2 separate regions of the Homo sapiens genome follow, and region 2 is linked to region 1. Evidence: chromatin loops called from intact Hi-C (ENCODE). Cell type or tissue: Caco-2. All regions are shown on one strand. Links, peaks and the distances in the headings refer to the core of each region. The heading gives the core; the rest is flanking DNA. Region 1 overlaps LINC02945 (long intergenic non-protein coding RNA 2945). Region 2 has its middle 480 kb from the start of MIR297.

The links. Hi-C counts contacts between places; a loop is a spot of excess contacts. Peaks named below come from ENCODE experiments on the same cell type or tissue, not always from the same donor. Only the 100,000 strongest peaks of a DNase experiment are listed, where the experiment ranks them.
Region 2: it touches region 1 in a loop (11-fold over the local background); 15 of 110 quality-filtered maps call a loop at or near these places.

Annotation. Positions count from the first base shown.
Region 1 is chr4:111,885,581-111,901,912 of GRCh38, reverse strand. All of the region lies in intron 1 of LINC02945 (long intergenic non-protein coding RNA 2945), which reads left to right. The region is part of intron 2 of LOC105377369 (a long non-coding RNA gene); the gene reads right to left. Among named protein-coding and RNA genes, the nearest start is that of LINC02945, 220 kb to the left of the region's middle. In Caco-2, for the core only: no CTCF peak of the experiment used is centred there; no DNase peak of the experiment used is centred there.
Region 2 is chr4:111,330,140-111,346,471 of GRCh38, reverse strand. It overlaps the pseudogene RNU6-289P. Among named protein-coding and RNA genes, the nearest start is that of MIR297, 480 kb to the right of the region's middle. RefSeq lists enhancers at 8,628-9,223, 9,224-9,819. In Caco-2, for the core only: no CTCF peak of the experiment used is centred there; a DNase peak (open chromatin) is centred at 9,031.

The DNA of each region.
Region 1 (16,332 bases), core at 3,587-11,586:
TAAATAAATCCAAAGTGGTTAACTGAATAAAGAGCTTTACATCTAATTTATTAAATAGGATATGATTTCCAGAAGGAAGCTTTAGATGAAGATGTCTTTGACTAATGAAACCTCTTATAATAGCATTATAAAGAACACCAGCATAGAGGCCAGATATTATGAGAAATTGTATCTGTTTTGACCGGGAACCCATACACTTAACCCGCAGGAGTCACGATTGGTTTAACGCATGTTTTTAAAGTGTTTGTGAACCATGCGTTTCTTGTTAGAAGATGTGACCACTTACATAGTTTTTAAAAATTTTACAGTGGCAGCAACAAAGTCAACATTACTTTAAGCATGGATTTTTAAATAAAGCATTAAAATGTACTGATTCATATGTAGTTGTAGTGCTCTTGAATTTATTTACAATGAAAATAACAAAAAGCAGTGAGAAACAGCATTTCACTGAATAACAGCACCTTAGTATTATAGTAAGCAGAGCATGGTTTGGGATAAAATTACCTGAATAATTGAAAGAATTCCATCGTAACATGATTTCACCTATATGTTAGACCCATGGATTCTATAAACCCACTTAGAGCGTTGTACCAATGTTTAAATTACATGCTTTACAGAATCCAATTCAAATGTATTTTTATATGTCATCAGAACTGCCATGGAAAGTGGTAACTATACATGCATTGTGGTTTTAGGTAAATTTTCTTTTAAAAAGAGGAATTGTATATGTCTTCATAGGAAGTGATCCAGGGAAAGCTTGATTTGTTTTAGTAATTCTTTTCTTAATACTTTTACACTCTTTATCCTACTCTCATTTCTTCACATTCACAAGAAAGAGGCTTTGTTTACCTTTCTGCTCACTTTTGGGTGATCATGATGTGTCAATGTAGGTTCATCAATTGCGTAACAGTGGTATCACATTGTTGTTTTAACTTGCATTTCCCAAATGACATACAAGGTAGAGCATCTTTTTGTATGCTTATTTGCTATCTGAATATCTTCTTTGGAGAGGCATCAGTTAAGGCCTTTGGCACATTTAAAAAATCAGGCTGTGTGCTTTCTTATTGTTGAGTATTTTTTTTTTTTTTTTTTTTTTTATACTCTAAGTTTTAGGGTACATGTGCACATTGTGCAGGTTAGTTACATATGTATACATGTGCCATGCTGGTGCGCTGCACCCACTAATGTGTCATCTAGCATTAGGTATATCTCCCAATGCTATCCCTCCCCCCTCCGCCGACCCCACCACAGTCCCCAGAGTGTGATATTCCCCTTCCTGTGTCCATGTGATCTCATTGTTCAATTCCCACCTATGAGTGAGAATATGCGGTGTTTGGTTTTTTGTTCTTGCAATAGTTTACTGAGAATGATGGTTTCCAATTTCATCCATGTCCCTACAAAGGATATGAACTCATCATTTTTTATGGCTGCATAGTATTCCATGGTGTATATGTGCCACATTTTCTTAATCCAGTCTATCATTGTTGGACATTTGGGTTGGTTCCAAGTCTTTGCTATTGTGAATAGTGTCGCAATAAACATACGTGTGCATGTGTCTTTATAGCAGCATGATTTATAGTCCTTTGGGTATATACCCAGTAATGGGATGGCTGGGTCAAATGGTATTTCTAGTTCTAGATCCCTGAGGAATCGCCACACTGACTTCCACAATGGTTGAACTAGTTTACAGTCCCACCAACATGGTAAAAGTGTTCCTATTTCTCCACATCCTCTCCAGCACCTGTTGTTTCCTGACTTTTTAATGATTGCCATTCTAACTGGTGTGAGATGATATCTCATAGTGGTTTTGATTTGCATTTCTCTGATGGCCAGTGATGATGAGCATTTTTTCATGTGTTTTTTGGCTGCATAAATGTCTTCTTTTGAGAAGTGTCTGTTCATGTCCTTCGCCCACTTTTTGATGGGGTTGTTTGTTTTTTTCTTGTAAATTTGTTTGAGTTCATTGTAGATTCTGGATATTAGCCCTTTGTCAGATGAGTAGGTTGCGAAAATTTTCTCCCATGTTGTAGGTTGCCTGTTCACTCTGATGGTAGTTTCTTTTGCTGTGCAGAAGCTCTTTAGTTTAATTAGATCCCATTTGTCAATTTTGGCTTTTGTTGCCATTGCTTTTGGTGTTTTGGACATGAAGTCCTTGCCCATGCCTATGTCCTGAATGGTAATGCCTAGGTTTTCTTCTAGGGTTTTTATGGTTTTAGGTCTAACGTTTAAATCTTTAATCCATCTTGAATTGATTTTTGTATAAGGTGTAAGGAAGGGATCCAGTTTCAGCTTTCTACATATGGCTAGCCAGTTTTCCCAGCACCATTTATTCAATAGGGAATCCTTTCCCCATTGCTTGTTTTTCTCAGGTTTGTCAAAGATCAGATAGTTGTAGATATGCGGCATTATTTCTGAGGGCTCTGTTCTGTTCCATTGATCTATATCTCTGTTTTGGTACCAGTACCATGCTGTTTTGGTTACTGTAGCCTTGTAGTATAGTTTGAAGTCAGGTAGTGTGATGCCTCCAGCTTTGTTCTTTTGGCGTAGGATTGACTTGGCGATGCGGGCTCTTTTTTGGTTCCATATGAACTTTAAAGTAGTTTTTTCCAATTCTGTGAAGAAAGTCATTGGTAGCTTGATGGGGATGGCATTGAATCTGTAAATTACCTTGGGCAGTATGGCCATTTTCACGATATTCATTCTTCCTATCCATGAGCATGGAATGTTCTTCCATTTGTTTGTGTCCTCTTTTATTTCCTTGAGCAGTGGTTTGTAGTTCTCCTTGAAGAGGTCCTTCACATCCCTTGTAAGTTGGATTCCTAGGTATTTTATTCTCTTTGAAGCAATTGTGAATGGGAGTTCACCCATGATTTGGCTCTCTGTTTGTCTGTTGTTGGTGTATAAGAATGCTTGTGATTTTTGTACATTGATTTTGTATCCTGAGACTTTGCTGAAGTTGCTTATCAGCTTAAGGAGATTTTGGGCTGAGACGATGGGGTTTTCTAGATAAACAATCATGTCGTCTGCAAACAGGGACAATTTGACTTCCTCTTTTCCTAATTGAATACCCTTTATTTCCTTCTCCTGCCTGATTGCCCTGGCCAGAACTTCCAACACTATGTTGAATAGGAGTGGTGAGAGAGGGCATCCCTGTCTTGTGCCAGTTTTCAAAGGGAATGCTTCCAGTTTTTGCCCATTCAGTATGATATTGGCTGTGGGTTTGTCATAGATAGCTCTTATTATTTTGAAATACGTCCCATCAATACCTAATTTATTGAGAGTTTTTAGCATGAAGGGTTGTTGAATTTTGTCAAAGGCTTTTTCTGCATCTATTGAGATAATCAAGTGGTTTTTGTCTTTGGCTCTGTTTATATGCTGGATTACATTTATTGATTTGCGTATATTGAACCAGCCTTGCATCCCAGGGATGAAGCCCACTTGATCATGGTGGATAAGCTTTTTGATGTGCTGCTGAATTCGGTTTGCCAGTATTTTATTGAGGATTTTTGCATCAATGTTCATCAAGGATATTGGTCTAAAATTCTCTTTTTTGGTTGTGTCTCTGCCCGGCTTTGGTATCAGAATGATGCTGGCCTCATAAAATGAGTTAGGGAGGATTCCCTCTTTTTCTATTGATTGGAATAGTTTCAGAAGGAATGGTACCAGTTCCTCCTTGTACCTCTGGTAGAATTCGGCTGTGAATCCATCTGGTCCTGGACTCTTTTTGGTTGGTAAACTATTGATTATTGCCACAATTTCAGATCCTGTTATTGGTCTATTCAGAGATTCAACTTCTTCCTGGTTTAGTCTTGGGAAAGTGTATGTGTCGAGGAATGTATCCATTTCTTCTAGATTTTCTAGTTTATTTGTGTAGAGGTGTTTGTAGTATTCTCTGATGGTAGTTTGTATTTCTGTGGGATCGGTGGTGATATCCCCTTTATCATTTTTTATTGTGTCTATTTGATTCTTCTCTCTTTTTTTCTTTATTAGTCTTGCTAGCGGTCTATCAATTTTGTTGATCCTTTCAAAAAACCAGCTCCTGGATTCATTGATTTTTTGAAGGGTTTTTTGTGTCTCTATTTCCTTCAGTTCTGCTCTGATTTTAGTTATTTCTTGCCTTCTGCTAGCTTTTGAATGTGTTTGCTCTTGCTTTTCTAGTTCTTTTAATTGTGATGTTAGGGTGTCAATTTTGGATCTTTCCTGCTTTCTCTTGTGGGCATTTAGTGCTATAAATTTCCCTCTACACACTGCTTTGAATGCGTCCCAGAGATTCTGGTATGTGGTGTCTTTGTTCTCGTTGGTTTCAAAGAACATCTTTATTTCTGCCTTCATTTCGTTATGTACCCAGTAGTCATTCAGGAGCAGGTTGTTCAGTTTCCATGTAGTTGAGCGGCTTTGAGTGAGATTCTTAATCCTGAGTTCTAGTTTGATTGCACTGTGGTCTGAGAGATAGTTTGTTATAATTTCTGTTCTTTTACATTTGCTGAGGAGAGCTTTACTTCCAACTATGTGGTCAATTTTGGAATAGGTGTGGTGTGGTGCTGAAAAAAATGTATATTCTGTTGATTTGGGGTGGAGAGTTCTGTAGATGTCTATTAGGTCTGCTTGGTGCAGAGCTGAGTTCAATTCCTGGGTATCCTTGTTGACGTTCTGTCTCGTTGATCTGTCTAATGTTGACAGTGGGGTGTTAAAGTCTCCCATTATTAATGTGTGGGAGTCTAAGTCTCTTTGTAGGTCACTCAGGACTTGCTTTATGAATCTGGGTGCTCCTGTATTGGGTGCATAAATATTTAGGATAGTTAGCTCCTCTTGTTGAATTGATCCCTTTACCATTATGTAATGGCCTTCTTTGTCTCTTTTGATCTTTGTTGGTTTAAAGTCTGTTTTATCAGAGACTAGGATTGCAACCCCTGCCTTTTTTTGTTTTCCATTTGCTTGGTAGATCTTCCTCCATCCTTTTATTTTGAGCCTATGTGTGTCTCTGCACGTGAGATGGGTTTCCTGAATACAGCACACTGATGGGTCTTGACTCTTTATCCAACTTGCCAGTCTGTGTCTTTTAATTGCAGAATTTAGTCCATTTATATTTAAAGTTAATATTGTTATGTGTGAATTTGATCCTGTCATTATGATGTTAGCTGGTGATTTTGCTCATTAGTTGATGCAGTTTCTTCCTAGTCTCGATGGTCTTTACATTTTGGCATGATTTTGCAGCGGCTGGTACCGGTTGTTCCTTTCCATGTTTAGCGCTTCCTTCAGGAGCTCTTTTAGGGCAGGCCTGGTGGTGACAAAATCTCTCAGCATTTGCTTGTCTATAAAGTATTTTATTTCTCCTTCACTTATGAAGCTTAGTTTGGCTGGATATGAAATTCTGGGTTGAAAATTCTTTTCTTTAAGAATGTTGAATATTGGCCCCCACTCTCTTCTGGCTTGTAGGGTTTCTGCCGAGAGATCCGCTGTTAGTCTGATGGGCTTTCCTTTGAGGGTAACCCGACCTTTCTCTCTGGCTGCCCTTAACATTTTTTCCTTCATTTCAACTTTGGTGAATCTGACAATTATGTGTCTTGGAGTTGCTCTTCTCGAGGAGTATCTTTGTGGCGTTCTCTGTATTTCCTGAATCTGAACGTTGGCCTGCCTTGCTAGATTGGGGAAGTTCTCCTGGATAATATCCTGCAGAGTGTTTTCCAACTTGGTTCCATTCTCCACATCACTTTCAGGTACACCAATTAGACGTAGATTTGGTCTTTTCACATAGTCCCATATTTCTTGGAGGCTTTGCTCATTTCTTTTTATTCTTTTTTCTCTAAACTTCCCTTCTAGCTTCATTTCATTCATTTCATCTTCCATTGCTGATACCCTTTCTTCCAGTTGATCGCATCGGCTCCTGAGGCTTCTGCATTCTTCACGTAGTTCTCGAGCCTTGGTTTTCAGCTCCATCAGCTCCTTTAAGCACTTCTCTGTATTGGTTATTCTAGTTATACATTCTTCTAAATTTTTTTCAAAGTTTTCAACTTCTTTGCCTTTGGTTTGAATGTCCTCCCGTAGCTCAGAGTAATTTGATTGTCTGAAGCCTTCTTCTCTCAGCTCGTCAAAATCATTCTCCATCCAGCTTTGTTCTGTTGCTGGTGAGGAACTGCGTTCCTTTGGAGGAGGAGAGGCGCTCTGCATTTTAGAGTTTCCAGTTTTTCTGTTCTGTTTTTTCCCCATCTTTGTGGTTTTATCTACTTTTGGTCTTTGATGATGGTGATGTACAGATGGGTTTTCGGTGTAGATGTCCTTTCTGGTTGTTAGTTTTCCTTCTAATAGACAGGACCCTCAGCTGCAGGTCTGTTGGAATACCCTGCCGTGTGAGGTGTCAGTGTGCCCCTGCTGGGGGATGCCTCCCAGTTAGGCTGCTCGGGGGTCAGGGGTCAGGGACCCACTTGAGGAGGCAGTCTGCCCGCTCTCAGATCTCCAGCTGCGTGCTGGGAGAACCACTGCTCTCTTCAAAGCTGTCAGACAGGGACACTTAAGTCTGCAGAGGTTACTGCTGTCTTTTTGTTTGTCTGTGCCCTGCCCCCAGAGGTGGAGCCTACAGAGGCAGGCAGGCCTCCTTGAGCTGTGGTGGGCTCCACCCAGTTCGAGCTTCCCAGCTGCTTTGTTTACCTAAGCAAGCCTGGGCAATGGCGGGCGCCCCTCCCCCAGCCTCGTTGCCGCCTTGCAGTTTGATCTCAGACTGCTGTGCTAGCAATCAGCGAGATTCCGTGGGCGTAGGACCCTCTGAGCCAGGTGTGGGATATACTCTCGTGGTGCGCCGTTTCTTAAGCCGGTCTGAAAAGCGCAATATTCGGGTGGGAGTGACCCGATTTTCCAGGTGAATCCGTCACCCCTTTCTTTGACTCGGAAAGGGAACTCCCTGACCCCTTGCGCTTCCCAGGTGAGGCAATGCCTCGCCCTGCTTCGGCTCGTGCACGGTGTGCGCACCCACTGACCTGCGGCCACTGTCTGGCACTCCCTAGTGAGATGAACCCGGTACCTCAGATGGAAATGCAGAAATCACCTGTCTTCTGCGTCGCTCACGCTGGGAGCTGTAGACCGGAGCTGTTCCTATTCGGCCATCTTGGCTCCTCCCTTATTGTTGAGTTTTAAGAGTTCTTTATATATTTTGGATAACAGTCCTTTAGCAGATGTGTCTTTTGAAAATATTTTCTCCCAGTCTTTGGTTTGTCTTATCTTCTTGACATTGTCTTTCACAGAGCAGAAGTTTTTTTTTTTTTTTATGAAGTTCAGCTTATCAATTATTTTTTTCATGGATCATACCCTTGGCATTATATCTAAAATGTCATCATCATACCCAAGGTCATTTGATTTTCACCCACTTCATTTTCTAGGAGTTTTATATTCTTGTATTTTACATTTAGCTCTATTAATCATTTTAAGTTTATTTTTGTGAAGGGAATAATACCTGTGTCTAGATTCAGTGTTTTTGCATGTAAGTATCCAGCACCGTTTGTTGAAAAGACTATTTTGCTTTATTGTACTGCCTTTGCTGCTTTTCCAAAGATCAGTTGACTGTATTTATGTGATTCTGTATCTGAGTTCTCTATTATGTTCCACTGATCTATTTGTCTATTCTTTTACCAACACCACAGTGTCTGGACTACTGTAGGTATGTTATAGTAAGTCCTGAAGTCTGGTAATATCAGTCATACAACTTTGTTCTTCTTCAGTATTATGTTGACTACTCTGGGTGCCTCTCCATATAAACTTTAGAATCAGTTGGTTGATATCTGCAAAATAATGTATTGGGATTTTGATTGGGATTTCATTGAATCTACATATCAAAATTTTCATTTCTTATTGTATATAATAAAAATAAATAATTGTTTTCTATTATTGGTTCCTGGTATGGAGTTCTAAAACCCTTGGAATTTATTATCTTTTGTATGCTAGTGAGATGACCGATGGTGAGGATGAGGGCTGGTCACAAGAAAAACTAACCACATGATTATAGTTAGAACTTTCAGCTTTGTCTCCCTAACTCCAGGGAGGTGAGAGTGGCTGGAGATTGAGTTCAGTCCTCAATGGCTTGTGATTTCATTTATCATGCCTAAATAATAAAACCTCCATAGAAATCTTTGCATGGTGGAGTTTGGGGGGCTTCTGAATTGGTCACCATATCCACATGCCAGAAAGGTGGCACACTCAATTCCATGGGGCAGAGGCTGTTGTGCTGGGGACCGTTCTGGACCTCTGGATGACAAACTGGCATATAGTGAATGCCAACTTGGTGATTTATACTTGTAAGGATTATTTGAGTTTCAAGTAATTGGAAGCTGAATTCCAACTAACAAAAACAAGATTTACTGACTTATGTAATTGGAAAGATCACGGATAGTACTAGCTTCAAGCAGCACTGGGTCCAGAGACTCAAGTAATGTCATGATTCCCAGTATTTCTACATCTCTACATTTTATTATTTCTTTCTATTGGCTGCATTTTCAGGCATACTGTTTTCTCATTACAGCAGATCTGAAAATACAACATCTGAAATTCAGAACACAGTGAATGAGTTTAACAGCATGTGGGGCACAGCAGAAGATAGGATTGATGAACGTTAATACAGGTCAACACACAGTATTAAAATTAAAACACACCAAAAACACAGGAAATATAAAACATAGCCTAAAAGATGTGGCACATAGTAAAGAAATCTAATATATGTTTAATGTGAGTAACCAAAACAGGAGAGAGAAAATTGGGAAGAACCATATTTGATAATGGCTTGGTGTGTCCCCAAACTGATGAAAGCACAAACACACAGATTCAAAAATCTCAGCAAACCCCAAAAAGGATACAAAAACCAAAAAACCAATACACACACACACACAGAGACACGTACACACACACACACACATGTACACACACATACACACACACACACAAGCACATCATAGTCAAACTGCTGAAAATCCAGAACAGAGAGAAACATTTTTTTAAGTTGGAGAAAAATTATTAACTTTAAATAAATAATTTTAAGACTTGCATCTGTCTTCTTAACAAATAATATAAGCCAGAAGGCAATATTGAAAGGGTTAAAAGAAAATAACTACCAACCTAGAATACTATGACCAGGTAAATATCCTACAAAAATGAAGTGGGATATAAAGATATTTTAAGCAAATAAAAACTGAATTTTTCATAAGCATGTCTGTATTGAAGTAAATACTCGAGAAAATTCTTAATGAACAGGGAAATGATTCTACATAAGATAATGAAAATATAAAAAGAAATGTAGGCTACTAGAAAAAGTAACTCTGTAGGTTAATACTGGTGATAAAATAATGTCTTATGGAGTATAAAGCACTTGTAAAATATTTGTAGAATTAAAATACAAAATTAATGTAAAAGGCAGAAAAAAGGTAAAGTTAAGGCACTTCAAGATTTTAGCATTTTTTTAGGAAAGTAGTAATAATTTACATGAGAATATAATAGATGCATGTTGTAACATATAGATTAATGGCTAAAAGAAGGCATATTTAACAATTTAACCAGTCAGGAAATGGAACAATAATTTTAAAAAATGTTTGATTAGACAAGGATGGTAAGGAAGGATAAAAAACAAATGCACTTAAATTAATGCAATTGGAATAAATATGCAAAGAAAAAGACTAAAGTTGTAGATGATGGGGAAAACAAATTATGTAATGCTTACAAGATACATAGCTCAAATGTAAGATAATGATTGAAAGTAAAAGGATTAAAAAAGACATGTCATGTATATACTAGCCCAAAATAAATAATGTCAGAGAAATTCTACTTTAATTTTAAAAGTCAAGTTTGTGTCATTATTGGTGATAAATAGGGACTTTAAGTGATAGCCAAACCACTAGGACAATGTCACAATCTTAAAAATATTTATGTATATAACATGATTTTATTACATTAAAAAATATAAAGGAAAAATTAACTGGAAGAAAAGGAAAAATATACAAATCCATAATCAGAGTTGGTGACTTAAATAGACCTATCCTAAGAGCTGAGAGAACAAGCAGATGAAAATCTTAGTGGGAGTATAGAAGATCTCAATAGTACAATTATCAAATTTGACCTAACTGACTTATATAGAACAATATGCCCAACAATGACAGAATTCACATTCCTTTCAAATGCACATGGAATGCTGATCAGACTTACTATAATTGGACCATAAAAAATCTCAATACATTTGCAAGGATTGAAATAATTCAGAATATGCTTTCCTAAAGGTAATAAAATAATAACCAAAATGTATCAAAAATTCCAAAATTGTCTTTAAGTTAAACAGAATACTTATGAAAGCCTGTGGGATAAGGAAGAAATAATAATAAACTTTTAAAAATTATTTCAAATTAAATGATAATAAAATGTGATATAGCAAAACCCATGGAATGCAGCTACAGCTGTATTGCAGTGGAAATTTGTAGCATTAAATGCATACAATAGAAGAGAAGAAGGGCTTAAATCACTGTTCTAATGCTTTCATCTTCATAAGTTAGAAACACCTACAACAAATCATACTAAACAGAAATATTGAAAGGAAATTATAAAGATAAGAACCAAAATAAAGGAGAAAATAAATGTAAAGAAAGTTTTGACAGTCAAAATTTGATTATTTGAAAAAGTCAATATGATTGAAAACCTTTTTTAAGGGTGATAAAGCAAAAGAGAACACAAATTATCAATATTAATAATGAAAAAGGCAACAATGTTGCAGATACTAAAGACATCCAAATGGGAATAAAGGATATTACAAATAAATTTATACTAATAACTTTGACAGCTTGGAGGAAATGGATAAAGTTTTCTAAAAACACCACCAAAATTGACAGAAGAAAAAAATATAAAATGCTCCAAAGCTTAAAGAATCAATTACTTTTAGTATAACATGCCAGGTTACTCTATTTATTATTAACTAATATTTTCTTATCTCATAGTATTTTGCCATTTCTCAAGGTTCCCCCCTCCCCCCCTTTTTTTTCTGTTTTAGATCTCTTCCCAACTACAAATATTTTCTGAATATTTATGGCCTCAATAATCTTTGCAAAGCACCATTTTCATGCAAGTCAACTCATGGTCCCTAAACAATTCTTGAACTTCTAATTAAGCCTTAAATATTTGCTTAAACTATTTCCCTTTTCTACTTCTCAATGTATGGTCCTAGGATCAGCAGCACGAGTCTCACCTAGAAATCTGCTAACGCAACTTCTCAAGTCCCATCCAAACTTACTGAATCAGAGATATCTTTATCTTTATCTTTATTTATTTTTATTTTATTTTATTTTATTTTATTTTATTTTATTTTATTTTATTTTATTTTATTTTATTTTAGAGACGGCTCTTACTCTGTCATCTGGACTGGAGTGCAGTGGTGTCATCATAGCTCACTGTGGCCTCAAACTCCTAGGCTCAAGCAATCCTCCTGCCTCAGCCTTTGGAGTTGTTGGGACTATAGTTGCACGATACCATGTCTGGCTAATTAAAAAAAAAAAAATTGTAGAGACAGGGTCTCTCCCCTTGTTGCCCAGACTGGTCTTGAACGCCTGGCTTCAAGTGATTCTTCCACCTCGGCTTCCTAAAGTGCTGGGATTACAGGCCTGAGCCACCATGTCCAGCCCTGAGTGAGATATCTTTAATAAGATCTTCAAAAGATTCCTGGTGATCCTGATATATGCTATAATTTGAGAAACATTGCCCTATACATAGAAAAAAAAAACTACCTTTTATCTAGACTTCCCTAAATGATATTGCTAGGCATTCCTGCTACTCCCTGGATTTACTAATTACATTTTTATATGTTTATCTTACCTTCCTAACCAGATTGTATGTCATCCAAGGTAAGGAAACATTTACTCTAGCATAGTACTTTACATATGGCATGTCCTGAATTAATGACATTGACCAGAATACTCAGGTGTATTCTTTCTTTTTGTTGCTGCTGTAACATATTACCAAACCTTAGCAACTTCAAACAACAGAAATATATTAATCTGTCAGTTTTTGTAGGTTATAATTCCTTGTGGACTTGGCTGGACCCTCTGCTTAGGGTCTCACGAGACTAAAATCCAGGTTCCAGCTGGGCTGCATTCCTTACTGGAGGCTCTGGGGGGAAGAATCTGCTTCCAAGCTATTCAGTTTCTTGGCCAAATTTAGTTCCTTATGGTTGTAGGACTGAGGTCCTTGTTCCTCGTTGATTGTCAGCTGGGGCTAGTCTTTGCTTCTAGATGCTGGTTGAATTCTCTCTCATGCTTTCCATAGGTCACCTCTAATCATGGTGAACCAATTCCCTATCATGTTTCAAATCTCTCTGATTTCTCCTTCCGCAACATCTCTGACTATGGCCAGAGTCATGGCTCATGTGATTACACTGGGCCTACCAGGATAATCCATGATAATTACCACATTTTAAGGATTGTAATTTTAATTACATTCTCACAATCCTTTTTGCCATGCAAATTAGCATATTCACAGGTTCCAAGAATTAGGGTGTGGACATATTTAGGGGAGAGATTCTGCCTACCACATCAAGCAACTGATTTAATGGCTATATGAAAAAGAATAAACTGAAATGATAAATTCTGTATTGCATTTGTAATCCAGGTACAGTCAAAAACAAAGAAACAAAATTACAGCACTTTGAATTTTACTAACAGCCAGAAGTATTTACCTATATAAGTAGAAATGTATGATATATTTTTAAAAAACAAACTTGACAGTCTTTAACATTTTTTAATAGTGAAAAAGAAACCTTGGATCATATTCTAATACCTAATAAGATAAGCATAGACTATATCTATGTATTTCAGTTTATTCTGCCCAGTGCAGCTTCAAACACTGTTGGCAGTTTCTGGATGATAAAGCTTCTCCCTTGGAGACCCCCCCTGTGAGGGCCCTCCTCACTGGATTTGTTGAGCAATTATTATTTTATGTCTTAAGTCAGGCCATCACAAGCCAAATTTGGTGAAAATCTGTCTAGCCATTTTCAAGTGATGGTGTAACAGGTAGTTGATAGAAACTTATTTATATAGATTAGGACATAAATGCTTTGTATGCCAATTATGATGCAACAGTCATGCTTTGAAAAGCTTTAAAATCTCTTGAAACAAACATAAGGTATTATTATCATCAATAATCACAATTATCTTTTATGATTTTCATTGCAAGCACTGTCATTTTATTTATGTCTATAAGAAGGGATAAGACTATCAGATATCTGATAGGGCTTAATTATTTATTATGAGACTTTATAGCATATTTAATAAAATTAATGAGATTCTGATTACTTGAGCTTGCTGCTCTCTTTGGCTGGAAAATCTCTTCAATAAGAAGTAAAGCAAGATTGCCAGTTTTCTTATGAGAATTACAGGGTTTGAGGATTAGTCAACTGAGAATTGGTGAGGTCCTTCTCTAATTAATGTCTTCCCACTGATGTTTGCCCTAATCTCCCCTTTTATTACATTTATTACAATGTTTCAGTGGGATCTATTAAATAAGGCAGGGAAGATCTATTAAATAAGGTTACTGTTCGGTTAGTGAAGTAGCAATAAAGGTCCTATTTCTGTATTTGTTACTTTGTTAATTCCTTTTAATTTAAAGCGTCACCTTGAGGGAGGCATATATTTAAGATAGAAAGAACAATAGAACTGGAAACTAGAAGATCCACTTCCAGTCTTGGCTTTGGAATCTTAGGCAGATCATTGAATCTCTTTAGTCCTCAATTTCCTAAATCATAAAAATATGGGGTTTGAGCAAGATAATTTCTAAAATCACCTTAGCCCTAAAATTAACAATTTGCTGATTTAAAGGAAAAATCTTGCAAAAATTAATTAGCAGAAACATTTTCATAACTTTATCTACCTCCCACTTGGATTTTTGCAATTGTCTCCTAACTAGTGTTTTCTGCTTTGATTGTTTTGGTGCAGTAACTGCTGCAGTCTATTAGAAGATTTAGATTCACAAAATGCTATTCATTACCTGTTCAAAAGCCTTCCACATTTAGCTTAGATTTCAAGGATTTCTGAATTTTGATCTTATCTGAATTTTTAGCTTTCTGTTCTATTATTATTATTTTTATTGTGGAATCCTTCTCCCCAATCCCACATTTCAGTTAATTTGCTTGCTATAATTGAATATGTTTGTATTTTATCTTTGTGTTATTCTATCTGCCTGATAGCCTTCCTTCCTCAACTCCACTCCCTTGCTCCTCAACATGGAAATACACACTTTTAACCCCATCTACTGAAATTCGAACTCATTCTTCAAGATCAACTCAAAAGCTATTTTGTTTCCACTGCCTTCTATAATTACTCCAACTGGAAGCAATCACTGTCTCTCTAAAATCCTACAGGACTTAATGATATATACAACTCAATAATAAACAGTTAACAAATGATGGTTTAATGTGCATGTTTTCTAGGTACTGCCTTTGGTACTGGGAATAAATCAAGAAGAAAAATAGACATAACCTCTGTCTAATAAGCCTTACAGTCTCATGGATAAGACAGATGCTAATAAAATTATACCTATTAGAATAAATATATGAAAGAGAAAATCCTACTTCTTTTTTTTCTTTCCTTTTTTTAACTATTTGAATCTCAGACCCTACACTAAATTGTAAACCTGAAAAAAAGGTTTTATATATCTTTATGGTATTAAATTATTTCTAAATAAATATTTTTAGAAGAAATACTTGAGTCTTCAGATTTGGAGTTATAAATTTAAAATTGTTTCTAAGACTGTCCTAGACCAACTAATAACTTGGCATTTTCTTCTACTTCCTGTTGTTTTCAAAGTTGAGTGGGAAAGATGTTAGATGGGATTAAATATATTAATAAAAATCTCTCATTTTTATTTTGGATCTTAGCGATTTGGTGGGTCTTATTTTAGGGAAGTCACCTTACCATGATTTCTTTTGGCCACCCATATTTGAGGTTTTGCATTAAAACATTAAATGCTTTTACTGTTATATTTTGAGTAAGATGTTCTTCTTTATTTAATAAAGAGGTCATAACTTTTCCAATGTGTATTTACTGAATACCATTCATATACAGAAGACTGTGGAACTTGTTATGGATGCTACAAAGTAGTATGAGTTTGTTCAATAAGCATTTGTTGAATGTGTACTGGAATCTTACAGTGTAGCGGGCTTTGAGCATGAATGAGACACAATTTATGCTATTTGGAAGATGCAATCTTGTGGAGGAGGCAAAACAACATTATATCAATATTGTCATGTTGATAATATGAAAATTTTGGATCCAAACATAGATCTTTATCCAGAGGAAGTAAGTTTATATAAATTCCAACAACAATGCTCTTAAGAAGATAAAACAAGGCCACACAATGTGAGGGTAATGAACATTTTAAGGAATGCTGTGGTCAGGGAAGTTTGATTCATTCCATTGTCCAGCCTCTTGTTTCTAAGATAATAATAATGATAATCTACATTATTATTGTAGACGAGGTGGAAACACTTTAATGAAATAATTTAAGCAATCATAAATATTTTCAATTTAATTTTTTGGCAAAATCCGTTATCAGTCTAATCACGAGCCTTAAAATCTGGTCTTGTAGCTTGACAACTGGTTTTCTATTACTGGAAAGGCAATTCATGATCGTAGTTGAGCTTTCAGCTCTAGATTCAGACAGGTCTGTGCTAGTATCAAGATCAAGGCTTCATTGCTTACCAAGAGTATGACACTAAAAAAATAACTATCTATCTAAATCTCACTGTTCTTATCTATAAAATGAAGGTAATAATAGATCTATCTCACAGTAAATGCTAAAGAAATGTAGCTATTCTTTATCTTATTTCAAACCAAAGTTTAATTTGAAAATGGAAAATCTTTATTATATTTGTAAAATACTTTCAATTCAATGCAGAAATAAGGACACCCTGATTCTGGTAGAGATAGTTAAAATGGGGCTATGAGTAGAGGATACTATTTGGACCAAAGAAACAAAACTAAAGGGACTTGTCTGAAGTTTACTGAGTTCACACATACATGTTCACAATACATGCCAAATTGCTTTTTATTGCTCAAGGGAGCATGGATTTTAAAAATGTGTGTTCCTTCATGGTAGTGTTTTGTTCATTTGCTTAATTTTGTTTACAGAATAATCAAGTGATGCTTTTGGAAAAGGTCTATAGAGCTCTATTAAATGACAACAAAATCATAAAGCTTTACAGTTCCAGAAGTTAGAGATAGTTCCAAAATTGTGAAGATAAAAAGATGCTCTTAAATTTAATATTTCAGAGAAATAGACTTAGGAAGCCCATTGGACAAGAGGTAAAAAAAAAATAGAGGTAGACAC
Region 2 (16,332 bases), core at 5,576-13,575, 560 kb after region 1:
TACTAGCAAGTAAATTTGGGCTCAGAAAACTAAACTATTGGGTGTAATTATCTGTCTCTGAGCATCATCCATTTCTGCAGAGAGCTGGGAAGAAATTGCTGCTTATGATTTCATTTCTTCCTTTTCTAGGGAATTGATTTTATCTTTAACTTTACGTTGTAAAAAATTATCATTGACATCATTTAACAAATAAAACAAAGCCAAGAAGACCATAACAAAACTTTGAACGCATATGCGGTCCCATTGATACATAGAACTGAGAATATTTTGGGGCATTCTTGGAGTTCATGGAATAAATATATTTGAGATTTAGACTTGGATCTTCCAGTAATGAATTGTGTGATACCTAATAGGACATGTACACTCCCTAGTATTCATGTTTCTTGTTTGGAAGTGAGAAATCAAACTGGTGGCTATTTAATGTGCCATCAGCTCTCTTGTTGAGCCTAATGGACTCTGGGACAAAGGGCTCTGTCTATTCACAGTGATAAGAGAATGCTTTCAGTAAAGTTTGAAATAGGTTCTTGATTATTCCTTTTTAATACAAATAATTAATGGAGCAATTTAAAAAGTTTAGTCTTTTGTGATGTAAACACTTTGAAATAATTTTATTTCAATGCTGTTTTTTCAGACCATCTAGTGTCCTAGGTCGATCAGAGAAGTATTTAGACATGAGCTCTCACTGACTCCAAGATTTTATAAGTTTTGTTGAGGACAAGGTCCACCTGGTCAGTAATACCATGTTAGTTCTTTGACAGGGACCTTCCCTTGTTTTGAGAGCAATGGAAAAGGAATATTTGTTCAGTTCCAACAGACTTAACATGTAGTCTATTTCTGGCTTTGTGGTCAGGGCCTGTCCCTGTTTCTTCTGTAAATGTCACACGAATCTGTGTACCTAAAGTTTTGTTTTTTCCCACTTTATAATAGACTAAAGAAATTTTTAGATAAAATATTCACATTTATTTTATTAATCTTTAATGTCTAACCAAACTTTACAAAACTATTTTCAGCATCACAGATTCTTATTTTCAGTTTTTGATTCATCAAATATAATTGTATAATTATACAGTTGCTACATGGTAAAATGCTAACTTTCTTTAGTTTTCATAGATTATTTTAGTAAGAAGGTAAAGTTTTAAAGACTCAGTAAGACAATTATTTTTATAAAAGTAGATATAATAATTTCTTACTGAAATTATGTTTTTGTAATCATCTAATAGCTACTATTTTTAACAGATTATATCCCAGATGCTGTACTGTGTGTTTTATACTGATCTTATTTAATTCTTATAATAAACCTGGAAAGTATTATCATAGAAATAAAAATATTCTAATATTTTAAAGAGACAGATTAACATGTCCTCATATAGAGTTTATATATGACAAATTATGACAAATTCACTATATTTATTTATTTATAAGTGAATAAACCAAATTTTATTTGTGTATTTCTTTTAGAAAGAAGAAACCATAAATAAATAAAACATTATAATTGCTATCACTTACTATTAAATGACTAGTCAGATATACTGTTAATTCATTTAATAGCCTTTTTTTTTTTTTTTTTTTTTTTTTCCGAGACAGATTCTCGCTCTGTTGCCCAGGCTGGAGTGCAGTGGTGCGATCTCGGCTCACTGCAAGCTCCGCCTCCCGGGTCACGCCATTCTCCTGCCTCAGCCTCCTGAGTAGCTGGGACTACAGGCACCCGTCACCACTCCCAGCTAATTTTGCTTTTGTATTTTTAGTAGAGACGGGGTTTCACTGTGTTAGCCAGGATGGTCTAATAGCATTTTTAAAAACTTAAATGAATCATTACCTTCTTTAGAGACGGCTCTAATCATAAGTTTATTTATTTATTTATTTTTTGGCCACAATGAACCTAATGTCTATAATAAAGGGGATAGGTTTTCCAATTTTAAGAGTTATCATCAACCCCAGGGAAAAATTCTTGGAGTTAGGTGACTTTTTAAACTTTAAACCCTTGAAATAAATACAAAGAATATGGTAGTACCCCTTTTCCTGAACTGCTGAACTACCAAACCTGTCCTATATGATATGTAAACAATTTTTTGAGTAAACACACATTTGTGTATGTGTAAATACATATTCTCCACTGAATCAGCACATCTACCACTTCTGATTGTTGGAAGGGAAAGCTTTCGCATTTTGAACTCAGTTCCACCTGTTTGTGTATGAAGGTGCCTGGAGTGATAAATCCAGGACTTAAGAGGCACATGCAGATGGTAGACCTTCAAATTCAAGTCCTAGGAGTACAGAGGATAGAAAAGAGATCTGCTTTTCTGCTTGTGTTGGCAGTTGTTCAGTTGGGCTGTACAGGAGGAGGTTCCCATTGAATCTCCTTGTCTATTCTGCACACAGGTAGTAGCTTCTGTTTATCTAAAACTAAAGGTCAGATGGATTTTGTATAGCAATGTTTTCATTCTCTGGTGGAGAATTATGCACTTGTACTTTTAGGAACTTACACTATGTAAGAGTTTTCATCTATGAAAATTTATATTCAGCATAACAAGTAATAGGAATTCAGGAGTAATGATTAACTCAAATGATTAGGTTAAGGTGTGTGTTCTTTAAATAATATGTTTATCCCTGATAAAATGGCTGTGTTATCACTATTTGCACTTGGAAATTAATTGAATAAATATACTAGTTATAGTGATAGTATACTGTAGGCAAATCTACCCAAATGCATAAAAAATTTTAACAGTACTAACAAGACATTTAAAGCTCATGTAATAATGCAATCTGAATGTCCAACCCAGTCCTCTCCTCTACAACCTGGGGTTGTCCTTGTCATCTTCTTCTGAATATTTCCAAATTACTTTATATTAATATGTCTTAAAATAACCTCATCAACTCTACTGACCTTCCCTTCAGGTCATCTAGAAGTAGAACTTTTTAATTCTCTGAAGAACCAGCCAGGAGACCCCTTTATATTCAGTACAGATGAGGCAACCACTTTTCTGGGAATAAATTATAATAGAACACAGATGTTCTGATTTTATTTGGTTTGGTTTGGTTGGGATTGCTCCTCTGGTTGTTTCTTAGAAAGTTCCTGAAGTTTTAAAGGGTTTTTAAACTATCTGCCTAGGAGTTTCAAATCACTGAAGAATCAGTTGTGGCTTTTTAACTAAAGCCAAGAAACAGTTATTGAGCACTTGTAAATGCTACAAAAAAAGTGCTTACAGTACCAAAATGATTAAGAAAGTTACTGCTTACAAGGAGTTTTTAGTCTATCCAAGCAGCCCAATCTATAAGCAAGAAATTGCTTTAATGTAGCTGTAAGGTGCCATGGACGAGGATAAGGATGACTTCTGAATCAGATATTGTGGATAATAAACAAACTCACCCTTATGAATATATTAAGATAAGTAGGTCCTAAATGGGTTGTAATTTATTTAGACACCTAACAAGTAGACTTATCTAAAAATAGGTTATATATTATCTATTTAATTCTATACTTAGCATTTTTCAGTTTTCACTTTTTTTTAATTTAATTTAATTTAATTTTTTTTTTTATTATACTTTAAGTTTTAGGGTACATGTGCACATTGTGTAGGTTAGTTACATATGTATACCTGTGCCATGCTGGTGCGCTACACCCACTAACTCGTCATCCAGCATTAGGTATATCTCCCAATGCTATCTCTCCCCGCTCCTCCCACCCCACAACAGTCCCCAGGGTGTGATATTCCCCTTCCTGTGTCCATGTGATCTCATTGTTCAATTCCCACCTATGAGTGAGAATATGCGGTGTTTGGTTTTTTGTTCTTGCAATAGTTTACTGAGAATGATGATTTCCAATTTCATCCATGTCCCTACAAAGGACATGAACTCATCATTTTTTATGGCTGCATAGTATTCCATGGTGTATATGTGCCACATTTTCTTAATCCAGTCTATCATTGTTGGACATTTGGGTTGGTTCCAAGTCTTTGCTATTGTGAATAATGCCACAATAAACATACGTGTGCATGTGTCTTTATAGCAGCATGATTTATAGTCCTTTGGGTATTTACCTAGTAATGGGATGGCTGGGTCAAATGGTATTTCTAGTTCTAGATCCCTGAGGAATCGCCACACTGACTTCCACAATGGTTGAACTAGTTTACAGTCCCACCAACAGTGTAAAAGTGTTCCTATTTCTCCACATCCTCTCCAGCACCTGTTGTTTCCTGACTTTTGAATGATTGCCATTCTAACTGGTGTGAGATGGTATCTCATTGTGGTTTTGATTTGCATTTCTCTGATGGCCAGTGATGATGAGCATTTTTTCATGTGTTTTTTGGCTGCATAAATGTCTTCTTTTGGGAAGTGTCTGTTCATGTCCTTTGCCCACTTTTTGATGGGGTTGTCTGTTTTTTTCTTGTAAATTTGTTTGAGTTCATTGTAGATTCTGGATATTAGCCCTTTGTCAGATGAGTAGGTAGCGAAAATTTTCTCCCATTCTGTAGGTTGCCTGTTCACTCTGATGGTAGTTTCTTTTGCTGTGCAGAAGCTCTTTAGTTTAATTAGATCCCATTTGTCCATTTTGTCTTTTGTTGCCATTGGTTTTGGTGTTTTAGACATGAAGTCCTTGCCCATGCCTGTGTCCTAAATGGTAATGCCTAGGTTATCTTCTAGGGTTTTTATGGTTTTAGGTCTAACGTTTAAGTCTTTAATCCATCTTGAATTGATTTTTGTATAAGGTGTAAGGAAGGGATCCAGTTTCAGCTTTGTACATATGGCTAGCCAGTTTTCCCAGCACCATTTATTAAATAGGGAATCCTTTCCCCATTGCTTGTTTTTCTCAGGTTTGTCAAAGATCAGATAGTTGTAGATATGCGGCATTATTTCTGAGGGCTCTGTTCTGTTCCATTGATCTATATCTCTGTTTTGGTACCAGTACCATGCTGTTTTGGTTACTGTAGCCTTGTAGTATAGTTTGAAGTCAGGTAGTGTGATGCCTCCAGCTTTGTTCTTTTGGCTTAGGATTGACTTGGCGATGCGGGCTCTTTTTTGGTTCCATATGAACTTTAAAGTAGTTTTTTCCAATTCTGTGAAGAAAGTCATTGGTAGCTTGATGGGGATGGCATTGAATCTGTAAATTACCTTTGGCAGTATGGCCATTTTCACGATATTGATTCTTCCTACCCATGAGCATGGAATGTTCTTCCATTTGTTTGTATCCTCTTTTATTTCCTTGAGCAGTGGTTTGTAGTTCTCCTGGAAGAGGTCCTTCACATCCCTTGTAAGTTGGATTCCTAGGTATTTTATTCTCTTTGAAGCAATTGTGAATGGGATTTCCCTCATGATTTGGCTCTGTTTGTCTGTTGTTGGTGTATAAGAATGCTTGTGATTTTTGTACATTGATTTTGTATCCTGAGACTTTGCTGAAGTTGCTTATCAGCTTAAGGAGATTTTGGGCTGAGACAGTGGGGTTTTCTAGATACACAATCATGTCATCTGCAAACAGGGACAATTTGACTTCCTCGTTTCCTAATTGAATACCCATTATTTCCTTCTCCTGCCTAATTGCCCTGGCCAGAACTTCCAACACTATGTTGAATAGGAGTGGTGAGAGAGGGCATCCCTGTCTTGTGCCAGTTTTCAAAGGGAATGCTTCCAGTTTTTGCCCATTCAGTATGATGTTGGCTGTGGGTTTGTCATAGATAGCTCTTATTATTTTGAAATACGTCCCATCAATACCTAATTTATTGAGAGTTTTTAGCATGAAGGGTTGTTGAATTTTGTCAAAGGCTTTTTCTGCATCTATTGAGAGAATCATGTGGTTTTTGTCTTTGGCTCTGTTTATATGCTGGATTACATTTATTGATTTGCGTATGTTGAACCAGCCTTGCATCCCAGGGATGAAGCCCACTGATCATGGTGGATAAGCTTTTTGATGTGCTGCTGGATTCGTTTTGCCAGTATTTTATTGAGGATTTTTGCATCAATGTTCATCAAGGATATTGGTCTAAAATTCTCTTTTTTGGTTGTGTCTCTGTCCGGCCTTGGTATCAGAATGATGCTGGCCTCATAAAATGAGTTAGGGAGGATTCCCTCTTTTTCTATTGATTGGAATTGTTTCAGAAGGAATGGTACCAGCTCCTCCTTGTACCGCTGGTAGAATTTGGCTGTGAATCCATCTGGTCCTGGACTCTTTTTGGTTGGTAAACTATTGATTATTGCCACAATTTCAGATCCTGTTATTGGTCTATTCAGAGATTCAACTTCTTCCTGGTTTAGTCTTGGGAGAGTGTATGTGTCGAGGAATTTATCCATTTCTTCTAGATTTTCTAGTTTATTTGCGTAGAGGTGTTTGTAGTATTCTCTGATGGTAGATTGTATTTCTGTGGGATTGGTGGTGATATCCCCTTTATCATTTTTTATTGCGTCTATTTGATTCTTCTCTCTTTTTTTCTTTATTAGTCTTGCTAGCAGTCTATCAATTTTGTTGATCCTTTCAAAAAACCAGCTCCTGGATTCATTAATTTTTTGAAGGGTTTTTTGTGTCTCTATTTCCTTCAGTTCTGCTCTGATTTTAGTTATTTCTTGCCTTCTGCTAGCTTTTGAATGTGTTTGCTCTTGCTTTTCTAGTTCTTTTAATTGTGATGTTAGGGTGTCAATTTTGGATCTTTCCTGCTTTCTCTTGTGGGCATTTAGTGCTATAAATTTCCCTCTACACACTGCTTTGAATGCGTCCCAGAGATTCTGGTATGTTATGTCTTTGTTCTCATTGGTTTCAAGGAACATCTTTATTTCTGCCTTCATTTCGTTATGTACCCAGTAGTCATTCAGGAGCAGGTTGTTCAGTTTCCATGTAGTTGAGCGGTTTTGAGTGAGTTTCTTAATCCTGAGTTCTAGTTTGATTGCACTGTGGTCTGAGAGATAGTTTGTTATAATTTCTGTTCTTTTACATTTGCTGAGGAGAGCTTTACTTCCAAGTATGTGGTCAATTTTGGAATAGGTGTGGTGTGGTGCTGAAAAAAATGTATATTCTGTTGATTTGGGGTGGAGAGTTCTGTAGATGTCTATTAGGTCCGCTTGGTGCAGAGCTGAGTTCAATTCCTGGGTATCCTTGTTGACTTTCTGTCTCGTTGATCTGTCTAATTTTGACAGTGGGGTGTGAAAGTCTCCCATTATTAATGTGTGGGAGTCTAAGTCTCTTTGTAGGTCACTCAGGACTTGCTTTATGAATCTGGGTGTTCCTGTATTGGGTGCATATATATTTAGGATAGTTAGCTCTTCTTGTTGAATTGATCCCTTTACCATTATGTAATGGCCTTCTTTGTCTCTTTTGATCTTTGTTGGTTTAAAGTCTGTTTTATCAGAGACTAGGATTGCAACCCCTGCCTTTTTTTGTTTTCCATTTGCTTGGTAGATCTTCCTCCATCCTTTTATTTTGAGCTTATGTGTGTCTCTGCACGTGAGATGGGTTTCCTGAGTACGGCACACTGATGGGTCTTGACTCTTTATCCAATTTGCCAGTCTGTGTCTTTTAATTGGAGCATTTAGTCCATTTACATTTAAAGTTAATATTGTTATGTGTGAATTTGATCCTGTCATTATGATGTTAGCTGGTTCTTTTGCTGGTTAGTTGATGCAGTTTCTTCCTAGTCTCGATGGTCTTTACATTTTGGCATGATTTTGCAGTGGCTGGTACTGGTTGTTCCTTTCCATGTTTAGTGCTTCCTTGGGCCTGGTGGTGACAGAATCTCTCAGCATTTGCTTGTCTGTCAAGTATTTTATTTCTCCTTCGCTTATGAAGCTTAGTTTGGCTGGATATGAAATTCTGGGTTGAAAATTCTTTTCTTTAAGAATGTTGAATATTGGCCCCCACTCTCTTCTGGCTTGCAGGGTTTCTGCCGAGAGATCCGCTGTTAGTCTGATGGGCTTCCCTTTGAGGGTAACCCGACCTTTCTCTCTGGCTGCCCTTAACATTTTTTCCTTCATTTCAACTTTGGTGAATCTGACAATTATGTGTCTTGGAGTTGCTCTTCTCGAGGAATATCTTTGTGGTGTTCTCTGTATTTCCTGAATCTGAACGTTGGCCTGCCTTGCTAGATTGGGGAAGTTCTCCTGGATAATATCCTGCAGAGTTTTTTCTAACTTGGTTCCATTCTCCCCATTGCTTTCAGGTACCCTAATCAGACGTAGATTTGGTCTTTTCACATAGTCCCATATTTCTTGGAGGCTTTCTCATTTCTTTTTATTCTTTTTTCTCTAAACTTCCCTTCTCGCTTCATTTCATTCATTTCATCTTCCATCGCTGATACCCTTTCTTCCAGTTGATCACATCAGCTCCTGAGGCTTCTGCATTCTTCACGTAGTTCTCGAGCCTTGGTTTTCAGCTCCATCAGCTCCTTTAAGCACTTCTCTGTATTGGTTATTCTAGTTATATATTCTTCTAAATTTTTTTCAAAGTTTTCAACTTCTTTGCCTTTGGTTTGAATGTCCTCCCGTAGCTCAGAGTAATTTGATCGTCTGAAGCCTTCTTCTCTCAGCTCGTCAAAGTCATTCTCCATCCAGCTTTGTTCCGTTGCTGGTGAGGAACTGCGTTCCTTTGGAGGAGGAGAGGCGCTCTATTTTTTAGAGTTTGCAGTTTTTCTGTTCTGTTTTTTCCCCATCTTTGTGGTTTTATCTACTTTTGGTCTTTGATGATGGTGATGTACAGATGGGTTTTTGGTGTGGATGTCCTTTCTGTTTGTTAGTTTTCCTTCTAACAGACAGGACCCTCAGCTGCAGGTCTGTTGGAGTACCTGGCCGTGTGAGGTGTCAGTGTGCCCTTGCTGGGGGGTGCCTCCCAGGTAGGCTGCTTGGGGGTCAGGGACCCACTTGAGGAGGCAGTCTGCCCATTCTCAGATCTCCAGCTGTGTGCTGGGAGAACCACTGCTCTCTTCAAAGCTGTCAGACAGGGACATTTAAGTCTGCAGAGGTTACTGCTGTCTTTTTGTTTGTCTGTGCCCTGCCCCCAGAGGTGGAGCCTATAGAGGCCGGCAGGCCTCCTTTAGCTGTGGTGGGCTCCACCCAGTTCGAGCTTCCCCGCTGCTTTGTTTACCTAAGCAAGCCTGGGCAATGGCGGGCGCCCCTCCCCCAGCCTGGCTGCCGCATTGCAGTTTGATCTCAGACTGCTGTGCTAGCAATCAGCGAGAGGACTCCGTGGGCGTAGGACCCTCCAAGCCAGGTGCGGGATACAATCTCGTGGTGTGCCGTTTTTTAAGCTGGTCGGAAAAGCGCAGTATTCGGGTGGGAGTGACCCGATTTTCCAGGTGCGTCAGTCACCCCTTTCTTTGACTCGGAAAGGGAACTCCCTGACCCCTTGCGCTTCCCTAGTGAGGCAATGCCTCGCCCTGCTTCGGCTCGCACAGGGTGCGCGCACCCACTGACCTGTGCCCACTGTCTGGCACTCCCAAGTGAGATGAACCTGGTACCTCAGATGGAAATGCAGAAATCACCCATCTTCTGCGTCGCTCACGCTGGGAGCTGTAGGCCGGAGCTCTTCCTATTCAGCCATCTTGGCTCCTCTCCAGTTTTCACTTTTATACTGAGAGTCAGTAATGTTTAGTTAATACTACATGGCCAGTTGCAAGGTTTGGGATTTGAATTCAGAAATCCTTCAAAATCCTAGACTTCTATAAAATATTCTGACAGTCATTCTCAATATTTTCTTCAGCACATTATGGTGTAAGATAACTATATTATTACAATGCAAAACACATTTGATTGACAATAAATTTATTCTCTGTACTCATTCAAAAACTGAAAGAGTGACAAATAATTTCCTAAGTTTAAGTGCCACTTTCCTGAGTTTAAATAAGCACTTTATTACTGTTAAGGGTTTATTATCTAAATTAAAAGGATAACTTAGGAAGTAAATATTTCAATGTTTCCTTGGTGTATATGTGTATATATGTTTCAATGAAGTTTTTTCCTGCTTTGAAGAAAATTTTGTTTATATATTTTGTCTTAGCTTGGTTCAGTTTTTTATATTTTATTTTTAATCAACTAATAACAATTGTATATATTTATGGAGTACAACATAATGCTTTAATCTATGTATACATTATTAAAAGATTCAATCAAGCAAATTAACATATCCATCACCTCACAAATTTATCATTTTTTATGTAAGAATGTTAAAAATCTATTCTTTTAGCAATTTTGAAATATAAAATATATTAACTGTGGTTACCAAGAAGTGTAATGAATCAATAAAACTTATATCTCTAGTCTGAAACTTTGTACTCTTTCATTAGCATCTTTTCTTTCTGCATCCCTTCCACGTTCCCCCATCTTCTGGTAATCACTTTTCTACTCTGCGTCTATGAGATTGACTTTTTTAGATTCCGCATATAAGGAAAATGATACAGAATTTGTCCCTCAGTGCCTGGTTTATTTCCCTTAGCATACTATCTTCCAGTTCTATTTATGTCATCATGAATGACAGAATTTTATTGTGTTTTTAAGGCTGTGTAATATTCAATTGTGTATATATACTACATTTTCTTTATTCATTCATTGATGGACACTTTGGTTGTTTTAGTATATCGGCTATTGTGAATCATGCTGAAATGAACATGTGGGTGTAGTTATCCCTTTGACATATTGATTTCAATGTCTTCAGATATATGCCCAGAAGTGGGATTGCTGCATCACATGTAATTGTATTTTTAGTTTTTTGAAGAAATTCTATACTATTTTCCAAAATGGCTATGCTAATTTCCATGCCCATCAACATTATACAAGAGTTCTTTTTTTTTCATACCCTCACTAACACTTGTTATCATCTGTCTTTTTAATAATAGCCATTCTAGCAGGTATGTGGTAAAACCACAATATCTCATTGTGGTTTTAATTAGCATTTCTCTGATGATAAGAGATGTTGAATGTTTTTAAATATATCTATTGGTGATTGTATCTTTTTTTGAGAAATGTCTGTTCAGATACTTTGCTCAATTTTTAATCAGGTTATCTTTTTCCTTGCTATTGAGTTGCTTATATATTTTGAATATTAACCCCTTATCAGATGTATGCTTTGAAAATATCTTTTCCCAGTCTACGGGTTGTCTCTTCACTATGTGTTTTTTTTTTTGACTTTACAAAATGAATGTTTTCTTTATTTTTTATTTTTTTTAATTTTATTATTATTATACTTTAAGTTTTAGGGTACATGTGCATAATGTGCAGGTTACATATGTATACATGTGCCATGCTGGTGTGCTGCACTCATTAACTCGTCATTTAGCATTAGGTATATCTCCTAATGCTATCCCTCCCCTCTCCCCCCACCCCACAACAGTCCCCAGAGTCTGATGTTCCCCTTCCTGTGTCCATGTGTTCTCATTGTTCAATTCCCACCTATGACTGAGAACATGCGGTGTTTGGTTTTTTGTTCTTGCGATAGTTTAGTTTACTGAGAATGATGGTTTCCAATTTCATCCATGACCCTACAAAGGACATGAACTCATCATTTTTTATGGCTGCATAGTATTCCATGGTGTATATGTACCACATTTTCTTAATCCAGTCTATCATTGTTGGACATTTGGGTTGGTTCCAAGTCTTTGCTATTGTGAATAGTGCCACAATAAACATACGTGTGCATGTGTCTTTATAGCAGCATGATTTATAGTCCTTTGGGTATATACCCAGTAATGGGATGGCTGGGTCAAATGGTATTTCTAGTTCTAGATCCCTGAGGAATCTCCACACTGACTTCCACAATGTTTTCTTTATCATGCAGAAACTCTTTAGTGTGATGTAATCTTATATATCTATTTTTACTTTTGTTACATTTGCTTCTGGAATACTTCTCAAGAAATCATTGCCCAGATTAATGTCATGGAGCTTTTCCCACATGTTTTCTCCTAACAGCTTTAAAATAACTAGTCTTACATTTAAGTATTTTATCCAGTTTGAGTTGATTTTTGTTTAGTTGTCCCTTGAATTCATGGGATTAAACTCATTGGATTGGTATTCATTGGATTTTTTCTAGGACTCTCTGAGCATACCAAAATCCACAGGCTGTCAAGTCCCTTTTAAAGGCATGCCTAAAAGATATTGCTGGTTTAGATCAGGCTACCACAATAAAGCAAATATCACAAATAAGTCACACAATTTTTTTGGTTCCTAGTATATATAAAAGTTATGTTTATATTATACCATAATTTATTAAGTGTACAATAGAATTAGGTTTAAAAAAGCAAAGTACATATCTAAATTTAAGAATTATTTATTGATAAAAATGCTAATGATCATTTGAGCCTTCAGCAAGTCATAATCATTTTGCTGGTGGAGGGTCTTGCTTTGATATTAATGGCTGCTGACTGACGAGGGTGGTGGTTGATGAAGGTTTGAATGGCTGTGCCAATTTCTTGAAATGAAACAAAAATGAAGTTTGTCGCATCAATTGACTCTTCCTTGCAGAAGGATTTCTCTGTAGCATGTGATGTTTGATTGCATTTTACCCATAATAAAACCTCTTTCCAAATTGGAATTAATCCTCTCAAACCCTACAGTTTGCTTTATCAACTAAATTTATGTAATATTTTAAATCCTTTGTGGTCATTTCAACAATGTTCACAGCATCTTGACCCGGAGTAGATTTGATCTCAAGAAACCACTTTCTTGCTCATCCATAGGAAACAACTCCTCATCCATTCAAGTTTTATCATGAGATTTTAGTTCAGTAACAACTTCAGTCTCCGCTTCTAAGTCTAGTTCGCTTTTAATTTCTACCACATCTGCAGTTACTTACTTCACTGAAGTCTTAAACTTCTGAAAGTAATCCATAAGAGTTGGAATAAACTTCTTCCAAACTTTTGTTAATGTTGGTATTTTGGACTCCTGACATAATCATGAATTTTCTTAATGACATCTAGAATGGTGAATACCTTCCAGAAGATTTTCAGTTTACTTAGGTCAGATTCATCAGAGAAATTACTGTCTATGGCAGCTATAGTTTACAAAATATATTTCTTAAATAAGAAGACCCGAAAGTCAAAATTACTCCTTTATCTATGGGCTACAGGATAGATGTGTTAGTAGGCATGAAAACCATATTCATCTCTTTGTACATCTCCATCAGTACTTTAGGTGACTAGGTGCATTGTCAAGCAGCATTAATATTTTGAAAGGAATCTCTTTTTCTTAGCAATAAGTCTCAATCATAAGCTTAAAATATTCAGTAAATGATGCTATAAACTAATGTACTGTCATTTAGGATTTATTGTTCCATATATAGAGCAGAGTCAGAGTAAACTTTGCATAATTAATTCTTAGGGGCTCTAGGATTTTTGAGTAAATGAGCATTGGCTTCAACTTCTAGACATCAGCTTCATTAACCCCTAAAAGAGAGTTGGCTTGTCTTTTGAAGCTTTGAAGTCAAGTATTGACTTCTCTCTACCTATGAAAATTCTAGGTGGCATCTTCTTCTAATAGAAGCCTTTTTTGTCTCCACTGAAAATCGTTCATTTGTTTTGTATATGTATTTTTTTGAGATGGAGTTTTGCTCATGTTGCCCAGGCTGGAGTGCAATGGCACAATCTCAGCTCACTGTGACCTCCACCTCCCTGGTTCAAGCGATTCTTCTGCCTCAGCCTCCCGAGTAGCTGGGATTACAGGTGTGTGCCACCATGCCCAGCTAATATTTGTATTTTTAGTAGAGACAGGGTTTTGTCATGTGAGCCAGGGTGGTCTCGAACTCCTGATCTCAGGTGATTCACCCGCCTCTGCCTCCCAAAGTGCACCTTGCCTGGCCTGTTTTGTATAAATTTAAGGGATACAAGTGCAATTTTGTTATATGGCTATATTGTCTGGTTGTGAAGTCTGGGTGTTTAGTGTATCCACTATCCAAATAATGTACATTGGACCCATCGGGTAATTCCCATCATCCACCCCTCTTCCCATCCCCACTCATCTGAGTCTCCAAGTCATACATTACATCCACATGTATACATTGTTTAGTTTGCACTTATAAGTGAGACCATACAGTATTTTTTTTCTTTCTGCTTCTGAGTTGTTTCACTTAAGATAATGGCTTCCAGTTCCATCCATGTTGCTTCAAAGACATGGTTTAATTATTTTTAATGGTCAAATATTATTCTATTGTGTGTATATGCATTGTCTTTATCCAATCCTCCTCTGATAGACACTTAGGTTGAATCCAAATCTCTGCTGTTATGAATAGTGCTGCAATAAACATATGAGTGCAGTAATCTTATTGATAGGTATAATTATTTCTTTTCCTTTGGGTAGATACCCAGCAGTGTGATTGCTAGATCAAACAGCAGCTCCATTTTTGGTTCTTTGATAAATCCTCATGTGTTTTAAATAGAGGTTATGCCAATTTATAGTCTCATCAACAGTGCACAAGCCTTCCCTTTTCTCTGCCTCCTCAACCACATTTGTTACTTTTTGTCTTTTCATATAATAGCCATTCTAACTGGTATAAGATGACATCCCACTGTGGCATTAATTTAAATTCCTCTGATGATTAACAACGTTAAGCATTTTTATATGCTTGTTAGCTATTTGTATGAAACATATCTATTGAAAATAAAAATTTGAAAATTTTCTATTTTTCAATAGATTTTTATACAAATAGCCAACAAATGTATAAAAATTATGCTGCTTTTGAAAAATATCTATTAGTATCTTCTGGCCACTCTTTAACGGGGTCATCTGTTTGTTGTTGAGTTGTTTGAGTTCCTTGTAAATTCTGGATATTAGTTTCCTGTCAGATGCATAGTTTACAAACATCCTCTCCCATTCTGTAGGCTGTCTGTTCACTCTGTTGATTGGTTCTTTTGCTGTGCAGAAGCTTCTTAATCAAGTACCATCTGACTATCTTGGTTTTTGTTGTTTTGCTTTTGAGATCCTGGTCATGAATTTTCTACCCAGACCGATGTCTAGAAGAGTCTTTCCTAGGCTTGCCTCTAGTATCTTTATAGCTAAAAATATGAAATACTTCATGAATTTGCATGCCATCATTTAGCAGGGGCTATGCTAATTTTTTCTGTATCATTCCAGTTTCAGTATGTGTGCTGCTGAATCCAACATAAAATCTGTTGTTTAATGTAGCTACTTTCATCAATAATCTTAGCTGGATTTTCTGGATAATGTGCTACGTCTTCTACATCAGCACTTGCTGCTTCATCTTGCACTTTTATGTTGTGAAGATGGCTTCTTTCCTTAAATCCCAAGAACCAACCTCTGCTAGTTTCCAACTTTTCTTCTGTAGCTTCCTCACCCCTCTCAGCTTTCATAGAATTGAAGAAAGTTAGGGTCTCACTCTGGATTCAACTTTAGTTTAAGGGAATGTTGTGGCTGGTTTGATCTACCCACACTAAGCAAACTTTCTTAATATCAGCAATAAGGCTGTTTCACTTCATCATTCCTGTGTTCACCGAAGTAGCACTTTTAATTTCCTTTAAGAACGTTTCCTTTGTACTCACAACTTGGCTAACTTGTACTCACAAGTCTAGTATAAGAGGCTTAGCTTTCAGCCTGTCTCAGCTTTTTGGCATGCCTTACTCACTAAGCTTATTTTATTTCTAGCTTTTGATTTAAATTGAGAGCTGTGCAACTTTTCCTTTCAGTTGAATACTTAGAGGCCATTGTAAGGTCATTTTTTTTTCTTTCCAACTTTTATTTTAGGCTCAGTGGGTACATGTGCAGGTTTGTTACATGGGTAAATTGCCTGTTGTGGGAGTTTGGTGTACAGATTATTTCATCACCCAGGTAGTAAGCACAGTACTCGGCAGGTAGTTTTTCAATCCTCATCCTCTTCCCACCCTCCATCCTTAAGTAGGCTCTGGGGTCTATTGTTCCTTTCTTCGTGTCATGTGCACTCAATTTTTAGCTCCCATTTATAAGTGAGAACATGTGGTTTTCTGCTGCTGTATTAGTTTGCTTAAGAAAATGCCCTCCATTTCCATCCATGTTGCAGCAACTTGTAGGGTTATGAATTGGTCTTATTTCAAAATTGTTGTGTCTTAGGGAATAAGGAGGGCTGAGGAGATGAAGAGAGATGATAGACTAGTCAGTGAGTGGAGGAGTCAAAACACACACAACATTTATTGATTAAGTTTGCTGTCTTATATAGGTGCAGTTTGTGGTGCACCAAAACAATTACAATAGTAACATTGAAGATCACTGATTACAGATCATCATAACAGATATAACAATAATGAAACTGTCTGAAATATTGTGAGAATTAACAAAATATGTCACAGAGATAGGAAATGGGCACATAATGTTGGAAAAATGGTGCCGATAGTGTTGCTCCACACAGGGTCACCACAAATCTTCAATTTGTAAAAAACAAACACA